Linked DNA regions of Homo sapiens: all the other regions are linked to region 1. The links are chromatin contacts, found by Hi-C or POLR2A ChIA-PET in ENCODE. All regions are on one chromosome and are shown on one strand. Each heading gives the region's core, a stretch centred on a gene start or an enhancer-like site at or near the end of the contact. The rest is flanking DNA. Distances are from core to core; before and after follow the strand shown.

Region 1 (3,913 bases), core at 1,005-3,504:
GCATAATCCCTTAAATGCCAGCTCTTCCATGAGTTTATACATCCACTTTTATAGTCAGAATTAACTTCCTTTTTCACACTCCTCAACAGTGTTTTGCTCCATATGGAGTCCTAATTAGGGAAAAGAAGTCAGGTTGAGGGGACCAAGGGAAAGCAAAAAGAGAAGGGCGATAAGCTACAAGTCTGCCTTTCTTCATGGTCCAGGACACAGCCCTTCTGCACAAATAACTCAACAATCTTTCCATGTCCAGCTATCACCGGACCTTCGGCTGATAGAAAACTCAAGTTAGCTCACTGCAACCTTGGTGTTATCAGTACTGCACAAACCCCTCTTCAGCACACAACTGAAGTACTATTCCGTAAAATCCCCAGCCAGCCTTTGTTTCCTTGCAGTTAGCTCCTCTCTTACTAACTTGCCTGTTGCACTCTTGCAACATATTTTCATACTTTCTCTAATAAATCTGCTTTTCTTTACGTACAGCTGTCCTGGTAAATTCTTACCCTGGCGCCACCAGCCCCAGAGAGTTGCTGCTCACCCACGACAGTCCATGAAGTGCTTACTATGTTGTGCTTTAAATTATTTGCTGATGATTGTTTCTCATACTAGATAATACTCATATCTTGGCAATGGTCCCTAAAAAATATAAACTAGGCCAGGCACAGTGGTTCACGCCTGTAATCCCAGCACTTTAGGAGGCCAGGGCATGTGGATCACCTGAGGTCACCAGTTCAAGACCAGCCTGGCCAACATGGTGCAACCCGGTCTCTACTAAAAATACAAAAATTAGCTGAGCGTGGTGGCGAACACCTGTAACCCCAGCTACTTGGGAGGCTGAAGCAGAAGAATCGCTTGAACCCGGGAGGCAGAGGTTGCAGTGATCCGAGATCATGCCATGGCACTACAGCCTGGGCGACACAGTGAGACTTTGTCTCAAAAAAAAAAAAAAAAAAATATATATATATATATATATATATATATATATATATATATGGCACTCTTCCAATTTAAACGGTTGCAATGTTTGTCCACTCGGCCATATATATTATATTTATACTACATATATATTATATAATATATACACTAAGCTAGGGAGTAGGGGCCGAAGGGACGGAATTATCACTGGGGCAGAGGAAACACCAAAAGAAGGCCACTTTGGCTCCAACGCCTACTCTGCCACCAATCACAGGGCTGATCTTAGGCTGAACACTTAACCTTTCTAGGCTTCAGGTTAACTTAAATAAAAACTATACTACTACTTTCTAGACAAGATCTTCACATGGACCAAATGAAGAAGAGAAAAAATTAAAGACAAAAACCAAACATCATTTGGAAAAAATCTCAAAGGAGCAAAAAAAACATATATCCAAAGTAGTCTTCCTACAACCAATTTCCTTCTCTAATACATTCCTTCTACGACAAACAACTATAAAACACAAACGTTCTAACAGTGCCTAACCAGGCAATCTCATACCTTGTGATGTTTCCCGCATTCACTGTGGGTCGTAACACTTAAACTGATAATCCAAGGCTTTAGAAACGCCTTCCCCGAATCCCCTAGATTGGGCCAAGACTCCTTAGGTGTTCTCTCTGCCATTTATGGTGCAACGTGGCACTCTTCCAATTTAAATGGTTGCAATGTTTGTCCACCTGGCCAAAAAGCAAGCTGCCTGAGAGGAGGAAGCATGTTCCCCTAAATCATCATTGTATTCCCCAGACCCAGCACGGTGCTACCTGGCACCCTGTTAGCTATAACGGAGTCGCTGCGCAATAACTGAATGAAAGGTGCGATTACGGGAAAAAAAAAAAAGCCAGTTACTGAATACATTCCAGGTTGGTCTAAGAGCCCTGTGAGGACCCTCCTCCAACTGGTTTTGTTTCCTCATAATGGGATGATGACAATTTCCCAGGAGGTGAAGTTCAGGCCAAGCCCAACCTGAGCTGGTTAACCCCTCCCTCCAGGAGGTAGGATGGCAGGGGCCGAGGCCCAGAGGCGCCAGCCGGCTAGCGGCGCAGACACGTGGGGAGCTGGGTAGCAGCATCCTCACTCCGCCCGTATCTGGTGGCCGGCCCGGGTCCTGCCAGGGCTCGGCAGGCCCCGCTCCCGTCCACCTCTTCCCCTCCGCGCCGCCTCTCCTTCTCACCTGTCGCTCGCCCTGAGCACTGTATTTATTCCCCTTACTCAGTCCCAGGGACTTCTCCAGTAGCGACAACTCTGCGGCCGCCGCCATCTTCCGGCCGTAGCTCCTGGCAGACGCGAGACCTGCAGAACAAGAACCTCCCGCATTGGTGGAAACAGAAGTCCCACTCCTGCAAACTTCAGCGGCGATTGGCTGAACGGAAGGGGCGTGGAGAGCGCGCGCCAAAGCACAGGAGGCGGGGCCGGTGGAAGGGGCGGGGCTGAGGGCGGGGTGTGAGACAGGTGGAGAAGTGATGGTAAATTTCCACTCGAACTGTTGGGGAGCTAGTTACTGGTAGAAAGGCCCCAAGGCCGGGCTTCGGTGGCTGCAGTAGACTGGATCTGGATCTCTAAATGGCAATCTATTGACATGGCTGCCAGCGGTAACTCGTTAACTCATTTGCTAGTCTAAGAGAATTTATATATGATGGGAACTGAAATTTGCCTTAGTTTGGTTCAGGAATCTGTAAATTTGAACAATCAAATTGAATAGCAAAAAGTTCACAGTCCATTAGGAGTTTCTAACGTGTAGCATAATTCATGAGGATTTTAATTGTGTTGTAGTGGTGAATTCGAAAAACTGGTTTTTCTACTGTTGATCTACAGCTCAACACTAGCAGTAGAATTATACATTTAAAGATTATTCACAGAACACGGAGTATGTCAGATAGGGGTCAAATAATTACAGCTCAAGGAAATAAGCCATTAATGGCATTAATGATCTTTTTTTGCAGTACCAGAAGGCTGGTTACATAATTTATGAAGTTTTGGTATATAAATAAACAAGGTGCATAACTTTGCCCCACTAACTTGCTACATTCTTGTATCTTCAAAAAAGAAAGAAAGGAAGAAAGAAAGAAAATTAGTAGTATATGTTGAATATTTCCAAAAGATTTGTGAAAATACAAAATATTTTCCACTTTGAAGAATGAATAAACAAAGTGTGTATTAGTCTGAGAGAAATAGAACAATCCTACAAGGTAACTCATCATTGAATCAGAAATATCAAAGTTTAGTGGGGAATGTTGTTACTGTGTTACACCTTCCCTATCCCAGAATACTTAATGAGTTTACTCTGTCAGCAGAAGTAAACATAAGGAAAAGAAACTTTTGCCAAATCAACATAACAAAATACAAAAGAAATTTCAGTATAAGTGGATTGTTAGGCACTAAATTATCTGTTTTACTTTCCATATTCAGATAATGGAATGACTATTCTACTACTTTTTAAAAGACCAACCCTCTAAGATAATTCACATATCCATTTTCAGGGTTTAGGTACACTTTTTGCTTGTAATAAAACATTTTTTAAAAAAATTAACATTTATCCAATGCCAATGGGTGGTATATTGAAAATAAGGTTTGGCCTTTGCATAATTATAGAAATATCAAATTAAAAAAGAAATCCCTAAAAAACTGAAAGCAGAACAAAGCATATTGTACATCAAATTGATGACATCATCACCCAGTGTGGACCTCTTTTAAGTGACTTTATAGCACAGTCATTTAATTGTATACTCTTAGTAAGATATGCTTTAAGGACAAAATTCATGAAAACCTGTTTTTGGTTCTTTTTGTTTGTTGGTTTGGTTAGCATCTTGGCAGTGTCAGCATTGGTATGGTGCTGTATATGTACTGTGGAATAAAGCAAAGATGCAATCATGTGGTGTTGCTGGAAAGTTGGGTGTTTGGTGTTGCCCAAAAGAGGAGTTGTAAGGTAGATGAGGTTAAATCAAA
Region 2 (3,913 bases), core at 698-3,197, 3.0 Mb after region 1:
GAAAAGGCTTAGAGCAATGGCCAGGTTTATTTCCTTCTTGTGGGTTTTGCACTAGCTGTTCCCTTTACCTGGTATGTTCTTCTCTAGGTCTTTCCATGAATCCTTGTTGTCATTCAGGACTCAGATTAAATGTTACTTCCTCAGGAAGACCTTCCCTGATCCCCCAACAAGCTAAAATAACACACCTACATTTATCACACTGTCTTGCTATTAATAGCAGTTCCTGAGATTTCTCTATTTATGCTTATTGTCTGTTTTTTTCCAACTGTCATATAAGCATCTTGAGTAAAGGCACTTTGTCTTATTCACTGCTGTATCCCCAGCACTTAGAACAGTGCCTGGCCCCTATAGGTATTCCAATATATGTGAATCAAAGAGAAAAAGGTCCTTTAAAATAAATTATTTTAGTTCTTCCGATGGCTGTTTTCTTTTCTTTTCTTTTTTTTTTTTTTTTTGATAAGAGTCTCTCTGTTGCCCAAGCTGGAGTGCAGTGGTGTGATCTCGGCACACTGCAACCTTGGCCTCCTGGGTTCAAGCGATTCTCCTGCCTCAGCCTCCTGAGTAGCTGGAATTACAGGCGCCCACCACTACCCCCGGCTAATTTTTGTATTTTTAGTAGAGACAGGGTTTCACCATGTTGGCCAGGCTGGTCTCGAACTCCTGACTTCAGGTGATCTGCTCGCCTTAGCCTCCCAAAGTGCTGGGATTACAGGCGTGAGCCACCTCGCCTAGCCCTGACGCGTATTTTCAACTGGCTTTTAATAAAATGTGTTTTAATTATGCAACATAATTGAACCACCCATGAAAAAAGCACACACTGATTTTTTGTAAATATATCTTAATTGCACTGGGTTCATTCTCTTCACAGGAATCTATATTAAATCTGTTGCAAAGCAAGTAATTATCCTTTAATGTATTTTTATACATGGTATTTGTTCCTAATGTTGCTTCTTAGGGAATACAGTTCACATAGTAGGGCAGCTGGGTATGGCAGGATACATTTATTAAATCAAGGGATTGCTGCTTAGAACTTTTGTGTTTGTTTTTGGAGACAGAAGACAGGAAACTGTAATTTTTAGAAGAGTAAAAAGGTATCTCAGGGAGCAAAAGAATCACAGGAAAACTCGAAGGCTCTGATTCCTTCTAAAAGAGGGACACATTTACCCTCTATTCTTCTGGGGGCACCTCTTTAACAAATGAATGTAATCTGGCGGAAGTGGGGAGTTTCAATTTTGGGTGGAGATACAGTAGTTGAGATTACTACAGTGTCTTGTTTCGTAGAGGTGTAAGCCAGTGCGGCAAAATCTCCAAGCTTGGTCTCAAGGAGGCAGCTGGGTCTAACTTACAACTCAGGCAGGTGATTTGAGGGCAGTGCAGCTGTCCTTAAGTCACCCGCGGGCCATTTCTGAAATGCTTTACTTACGAAAAGATAGAACATAACATCTGTTGCAGGGGGAAAATGAGATTTCGTGTCCTGACCCGCGTCTGCGGCAGGGACCTGAGTTCTTCCTCCAAGTCCCAAATAGCCAACCTTCGCCCCCGGCAACAGGGCTAGGTGCACGAGCAACCAGTTTTTCAGGCAGCCGCCTCCTCTTTCCTCTCTCGCCGTACTTCATCGATTACGGCTAGAAACAAAACGACTTTGTATACGGAGTAATGGTTGAAATCTCACTGGCGCCTCAGCAGGACGGGCAGCCAGATCCGCGGCTTTGGAGAAGGCCAGCCCACGGTCGTCCGACTGAGGCGACTTGAGCAAGACCAAAGGCAGAGCCGCCCGAGAATGAAAGCAGCGAAGCCCGAGTGGCGGTGCATTCTGGGAGTTGTAGTCCCTGCGAGACAACGCCGTCCCGACTCCACCAGGCTCTGCACTCCATCTCCCAGCCGACCCCGCGCCGCGGAGGAGGCGAGCTTGGTGATGAGCTGCCCCAGCGGTAGGGGGCCTGGGGCGGAGAAGCCGCTACAGCCGCGGCCGGGCGACGCTGACATCTGGCATCCCTGGGGTCTCAGAGACACGGGTGGACAGCGACGAGGGCCTTGTGGCCGCCGTGTGTACCCGTGCTTACCCTCTGTCCTCCCTACAGGCGCGCGGCGTCCGCCATGGAAGCGCATCCGACCGCTGGGGTCTCTGGGTGCCGCGGCCTCGGCTCTCCGGGGCGATGAGGGACTAGAGGCGCCCTGAGGCCCGCCTGCCTCCCGCGCTCTGGCCACCCCGGCGGGAAAAGGATCGGGCGGGCGGGCGGTCCCACAGTGCCCGCCTTTGCGCCGCCCCACCCCCTGGGGGCGCTGCCGAGGGGGCGCCAGCCGCCCATGCCGCCCCGGCGCCCAGCCGCGCCTGGCGCCCGCCGCTGAAGCGCAGGACGCGCCGCCGCCCGCGCTCACCGCCGTCCGCGCCAGCCGCCCCGAGCCGACTGCCCTTCTGCCCCCAAGATGTGGCACAGCGTCGGGCTGACTCTGCTTGTGTTCGTGGCCACGCTGCTGATCGTCCTGCTGCTGATGGTGTGCGGTGAGTGGGGGCGGTAGCCGCGAGGCAGTTCCACACGCCGGGTCGCTGATCTGCTGGGGTTTTTTTTGTTGTTTGTTTTTTTGAAAAAAACAAAAGGGCGTGGACGGACAATTGTCTTAAAATCAACTGTTGTCCCTTAGCCTCTAGGGCTGAGCGCAGAGGTGGGCCCTTTACTCATGGCCGGCCCTCGGGCATCCTGGGGAGGGAAAGGACAGGCTCCAGGGCTTCCTGCCTCTGAGTGAAACTCAGCCTTGCTTCACCGGCAGCGTCTGCTCTTTCATTCTCACCACAGGCTGCCCAGATTGTAACCTTGGCCTGCATTCGAAGGTGAAGTGATTGATTGGTCCTTTTTCATTTGCACAGATTCTGACCTTAATAATGAGAGGTGTCACCTTCGTTTCATCAGCGAGTGGGGTAGAGTTGGGTTTTCAGCACGCGTGAAATTGTTTACTTAGAGTTCAGCCTTAAACTCAATTCCAAGCAGAGATGTGGAGACCAGGCAGAGCTTAGAAACACCGGCTATATTAAACTTGCAGGGTCGGGTAACCTAACTCTCAGTTCTATAATAATGGTGCTATTTCGAATGCTGTGCGTATTTTCCTTCTTGGAATGAGAGGACGTTCAACTTTTTTCTTCAAATAATGGTAGCCCAATTTTAGATCTTTTTGATTTCTTTGTACATGTATAGTAGCTGATAACCACAGGTCTCTTAGCAAAGTGGCTAAGCAATTGTGAAAATCTAAAAAGTACGTAGAACACGTGTCAGTGAGTTTACACATATTTATAAGACTGAAGTATGGGTTCAGGTTGATGTAATAATGGGTCAGAATTCATACAGATACTATAGGGCTTGTTCATTACACGATAAATGTACAAATTAATACTTAGTGACGCTGTGGAATATATGTGTGCACTTGTGCATATGCATGTGTATGTATTTATAAACTTATATGTTTATTTTATTTTTTGAGATGGAGTCTCGCTCTTGTTGCCCAGGCAGGAGTGCAATGCAGTGGCCTGATCTTGGCCCACTGCAACCTCTGCCTCCTGGGTTTAAGTGATTCTCCTGCCTCAGACTCTCGAGTAGCTGTAGCCGGGATTACAGGTGCCCGCCACCATGCCCAGCTAATTTTTGTATTTTTAGTAGAGATGGGGTTTAACCGTGTTGGTCAGGCTGGTCTTGAACTCCTGACCTCATGTGATCTACCCGCCTTGGCCTCCCAAAGTGCTGGGATTACAGGCATGAGTCACTGCATCCGGCCTTGTATGTATGTTTAAAATTTGTTGTGCTTTTCTGTAACACCAGGTTAAAGCTTCTAATTTACAGCCTTTCTTTTCTGATGAGATAAAGCAATTGAATAACCTTTCTCAATTTTCTGCTTGTGATATCAACAAGCAGAAGAATATTAG
Region 3 (3,913 bases), core at 1,244-3,743, 2.4 Mb after region 1:
CCGCTCTGTTCACAGGACAAAAGACCGAAGGAACACTGGCCATATAAATAAAAACGTGACCGAGCACAGTGGCTCAAGCCTGTAATCACAGCACTTTGGGAGGCGGAGGCAGGTGGATCACTTGAGGTCAGGAGTTTGAGAGCAGCCTGACCAACATGGTGAAAACCTGTATCTACTAAAAATACTAAAAAAATTAGCCAGGCGTGGTGGTGCATGCCTGCAATCCCAGCTACTGGAGAGGCTGAGGCAGGAGAATCGCTTGAACCCAAGGGGCGGAGGTTGCAATGAGCCAAGATTGTGCCACTGCACTCCAGCCTGGGTGACAGATCGAGACTCCATCTCTAAATAAATAAATAAATAAAATGTAAACCTTATTCTCCTTTAAGCGCAACGCATTTAAAATCAGGAATATGTATTATAAATAAAATTTGAATGACAATTTGAAGATTTCATAATATTTTTGTCTCTGTTGAAGCTCCCATCCTTTTGAAATGGGAGCAAGATACAACTTTCAAATTTTTTATTTGCAAGCTCTTTTCTGGTCTTGAATCAAAAATCTAAAGCATGGCCAGGCATGGTGGCTCACGCCTGTAATCCCAGCGCTTTGGAAGGCTGAGGCAGGAGGATCTCTTGAAGCCAGGAGTTTGAGACCAGCCTGGGCAACATAGTGAGACACTGTCTCTATTTTTTTTCAAGAAGTTAAAACAAACAAACAAACAAAAAAACCTTATTGCACCTTAAAGATTTCTAGGCTGAGCGCAGTGGCTCACACCTGTAATCCCAGCACTTTGGGAGGCTGAAGTGGGCGGATCACAAGGTCAGGAGTTCGAGACCAGCCTGGCCAACATGGTGAAACCCCGTCTCTACTAAAAATACCAAAAATTAGCCAGGCGTGGTGGCGCATGCCTGTAATCCCAGCTTCTCAGAAGGCTGAGGCAGTAGAATCGCTTGAACCCAGGAGGCGGAGGTTGCAGTGAGCCAAGATCACGTCATCGCACTCCAGCGGAGACTCTGTCTCAAAAAAAAAAAAAAAAAGATTTCTAGACTAGTACCTCCATTTTATAGATGAAGAAACTTCAATGTGATTACATGATGTGCTCAAATCCCACAGCTAGTAAGCAAATGCACCAATTATAAACCAGGTCTCCTAAGCCTGATGTTCTTTTTAGGTTGACTTTCAATAAGGTCTCAATTGTTGCTAAATCAATTCCATCTCTCCTTTGGTCCAAGTTCCAAATGATTTTTGAATAATCTCAAGTTGTTTATAGTGAACCAATTTAGTCCTGCTAGTTCAATTCAAAATAAGAATTCATATTTGCAGTTCAAAGGAAAAAGTAACTGGAACCTGTATGAAGATCACAGTCCTGGTTTCTTTGGATTGCTGGTTCAACCCTGGATGCACATTACGATCATCTGGGGCTTCTAAAAATAACTAAGCCAGGGCCTGTTTCCCTCCTTGGGGCAAGACCTAACTATTGATATTTGTACAGCTTCCAAGTGATTCTCATGTACAGCCAGGGGTGTAAACCATTGCAGGTGCTTGTTTTAGATATTGGCATACAAAGCTTCATAGGCTTAGAATTCTCTTTAAGTCTGTGATTTTCTCAGAGCCAGAAGGGGAAGTATAGTGATCAAAAGAAATTAGGGCTCAGGAAAGTCTGGTGGGGAAAGCACAGAGCTGTTTAAATAGAATTGTAGTGTCCAGAGTAAGGGAAGTGAAAGCCTCACTTCTCTCCCATGTGCTTGGAGTAGGATGTAGACTCTTCAGGTCTGGCCACCCTACTATACGGGGAGACATTGACACAGCAGTTCCAAAGAGAGCAGCCAGGGAGGTAAAAAGGCCAATCCCCACTTTTTTTTTTTTTTTTTTTTAGAGAAGACCAAGACAAAGAAAAAGGATAATTGATTTGGAAAAGACTTGAAGAGGGATCGGTGTCTTTACCTAATTAAAAGATTTGCTCAGGAAAGAGAAATTAGACCAACTCTGTCGTTTTGGAAGTAGAATCTAGGGCCAGCGGGTGGGAGATGAGAACACATGGAGCTGGGAATAAAACGGGCAGCTTCCTCAATGGTGAGCAAAGCCAAGGGAAGCAGGGCTGGGGAAGTGCTGCTGAGGAAACCTCAAGGATTGGACCGGATGGCCTCCGAGTCCCTTCCCACTCTCAGAGTCTGTGATCCTAATCAGGGGACTCAACAGAAACTTAAGGGAAACCCCCTGACTTCTCGACTCGATGTATCTATTGGAGCTGGATTTTTACACCCCGTGTTAGCAGTAACAGATTGGCAAAGCAATAGAAAACAAATGCACCAATTCATGTTTTTCAGAAACTTAACAAAAGTTAGCCCCTGAAGTCATTTCTGTGTTATGTGTGTGGAGGAACACTGCCGGAGGACCCTGACCAGCTCTGCCAACTCTTTTTTTTCTTTTTTTGGATCTCACTCTGTCATCCAGGCTGGAGTGCAGTGGCACAATCACGGCTCACGGCCTCAACCTCCCAAAGTGCTGGGATTACAGGTGTGAGCCACACAGCACCCAGCCCGTGCTGGTCTTGACCTCCCAGGCTCAAGCCTTCCAAGAGGCTGGGACTACAGGCATGTGCCCCCATGCCTGGCTAACTTTAACTTTTGTAGAGACGAGGTCCTGCTGTGTTGCCAGTGCTGGTCTTGAACTCCTGGGCCCAAGCGATCCTCCTGCCTCAGCCTCGTGAGCCACCACATCGGGCAAGCCCTGCCAACTCTTTCCTGACCTGAGGCAGGGCTGAATGTAGGAGGTTAGGGAATTAGAAACCTAAGGGTTGTCTTGTTTAATTATTATTCCGGCTATGTGGAGATCTGAGCCATTTTCCGTTGTAAGGGTCCTTCTGGTTGATGTGTATATGTTGTGGTTTTTGCTTTTTTTTTTTTTTTTTTTTGGCAGGTGTGCGAGGGACATTTTGAGATTGTTCCAATTCATTGTCATGATTGAGGGATTATGATTAGGATTCTGTAAAGTAACTAGTCCAGGCCAGGTGTGGTGGCTCACGCCTGTAATCCCAGCACTTTGGGAGGCTGAGCTGGGTGGATCGCCTGAAGTCAGGAGTTCAAGACCAGCCTGGCCAACATGGTGAAACCTATCTCTACTAAAAATACAAAAATTAGCCGGGTGTGGTGGCACGTGCCTGTAATCCCAGCTACTCGGGAGGCTGAAGCAGGAGAATCACTTCAGCCTGGGAGGCGGAGGTTGCAGTGAGCCAAGATCCTGCCACTGCACTCGCGTCTGGGCGACAGAGTGAGACTCCATCTCAGAAATAAAAATTTAAAAAAAAATTAGTCCAGAAAAACATCTCACAGCTGAAGTGGTCTCATGGGAAGGGAGAACAGCACTGCCCAATAGGAATGCTATAATGGGAGCCATAGATCTAAAATCAAATTTTAGATTTTCCAGGAGCCACATTAAAAGAAGTAAAAAGAAGCAGATAATATGAATTTAAAGAATGTATTTTATGCCAGGTGTGGTGGCTCTCGCCTGTAATCCCAGCACTTTGGGGAGCCGAGGTGGGCGGATCACTTGAGGTCAGGAGTTTGAGACCAGCCTGGCCAACATGGTGAAACCCCAACTCTACTAAAAATACAAAAAACTAGCCAGGCGTGGTAGCTTGTGCCTGTAACCCCAGCTACTCGGGAGACTGAAGCAGGAGAATCGCTTCAGCGATTTAGGAGAACCAGGAGGCAGAGGTTGTGGTGAGTTGAGATCATGCCACTGTACTCCAGCCTGGGTGACAGAGCAAGACTCTGTCTCAAAAAAAAAAAAAAAAAAAAAAAAAAGAATGTATTTTATTTAACTCAGTTTGAAACATCACTTTTACTTGTGGCCTGTGGCTGCGACCACAGGCAGGGGAGGTGGACCACGCATCCTCATTGCTGGTGCAGTGGT

Evidence for each region. A loop is a pair of places that touch in the nucleus more often than their neighbours do. ChIA-PET counts read pairs that join two places held with the same protein, here RNA polymerase II (POLR2A). Pooled maps may share reads with other maps.
Region 2: a loop to region 1 is called in a map of CD8-positive, alpha-beta T cell, with 18 times the contacts of the local background. The contact joins the promoter of SMIM13 here to the promoter of EEF1E1 in region 1. A Hi-C loop is called at or near these places in 4 of 168 maps with a recorded cell type or tissue (B cell, CD4-positive, alpha-beta T cell, CD8-positive, alpha-beta T cell and 1 more) and 10 of 50 pooled maps.
Region 3: a loop to region 1 is called in a map of B cell, with 8 times the contacts of the local background. The contact joins the enhancer-like site here to the promoter of EEF1E1 in region 1. A Hi-C loop is called at or near these places in 1 of 168 maps with a recorded cell type or tissue (B cell), 2 of 37 single-sample maps with no recorded cell type and 6 of 50 pooled maps. POLR2A ChIA-PET finds 5 or more read pairs at or near these places in 3 of 52 experiments (OCI-LY7, T-cell and activated CD4-positive, alpha-beta T cell).

What each region holds. Positions count from the first base shown.
Region 1 is chr6:8,100,294-8,104,206 of GRCh38, forward strand. It overlaps EEF1E1 (eukaryotic translation elongation factor 1 epsilon 1), which reads right to left and starts at 2,255. Exons shown (of 4, transcript NM_004280.5): 1 at 2,142-2,255. The coding sequence starts at 2,228. It overlaps EEF1E1-BLOC1S5 (EEF1E1-BLOC1S5 readthrough (NMD candidate)), which reads right to left and starts at 2,302. Exons shown (of 7, transcript NR_037618.1): 1 at 2,142-2,302. RefSeq lists silencers at 1,654-1,839, 2,048-2,167, 2,308-2,507.
Region 2 is chr6:11,091,887-11,095,799 of GRCh38, forward strand. SMIM13 (small integral membrane protein 13) reads left to right here and starts at 1,948. Exons shown (of 2, transcript NM_001135575.2): 1 at 1,948-2,503. The coding sequence starts at 2,428. RefSeq lists enhancers at 1,555-2,095, 1,638-1,847, 2,096-2,637, 2,518-2,637 and a silencer at 2,108-2,417.
Region 3 is chr6:10,530,023-10,533,935 of GRCh38, forward strand. The region is part of intron 3 of GCNT2 (glucosaminyl (N-acetyl) transferase 2 (I blood group)); the gene reads left to right. Among named protein-coding and RNA genes, the nearest start is that of GCNT2, 11 kb to the left of the region's middle. Within about 2 kb of position 2,494, at least 6 of the 41 ENCODE cell types and tissues checked have a DNase peak (open chromatin) inside an H3K27ac peak, as active enhancers do; they include B cell and OCI-LY7, where a contact is called at or near this core.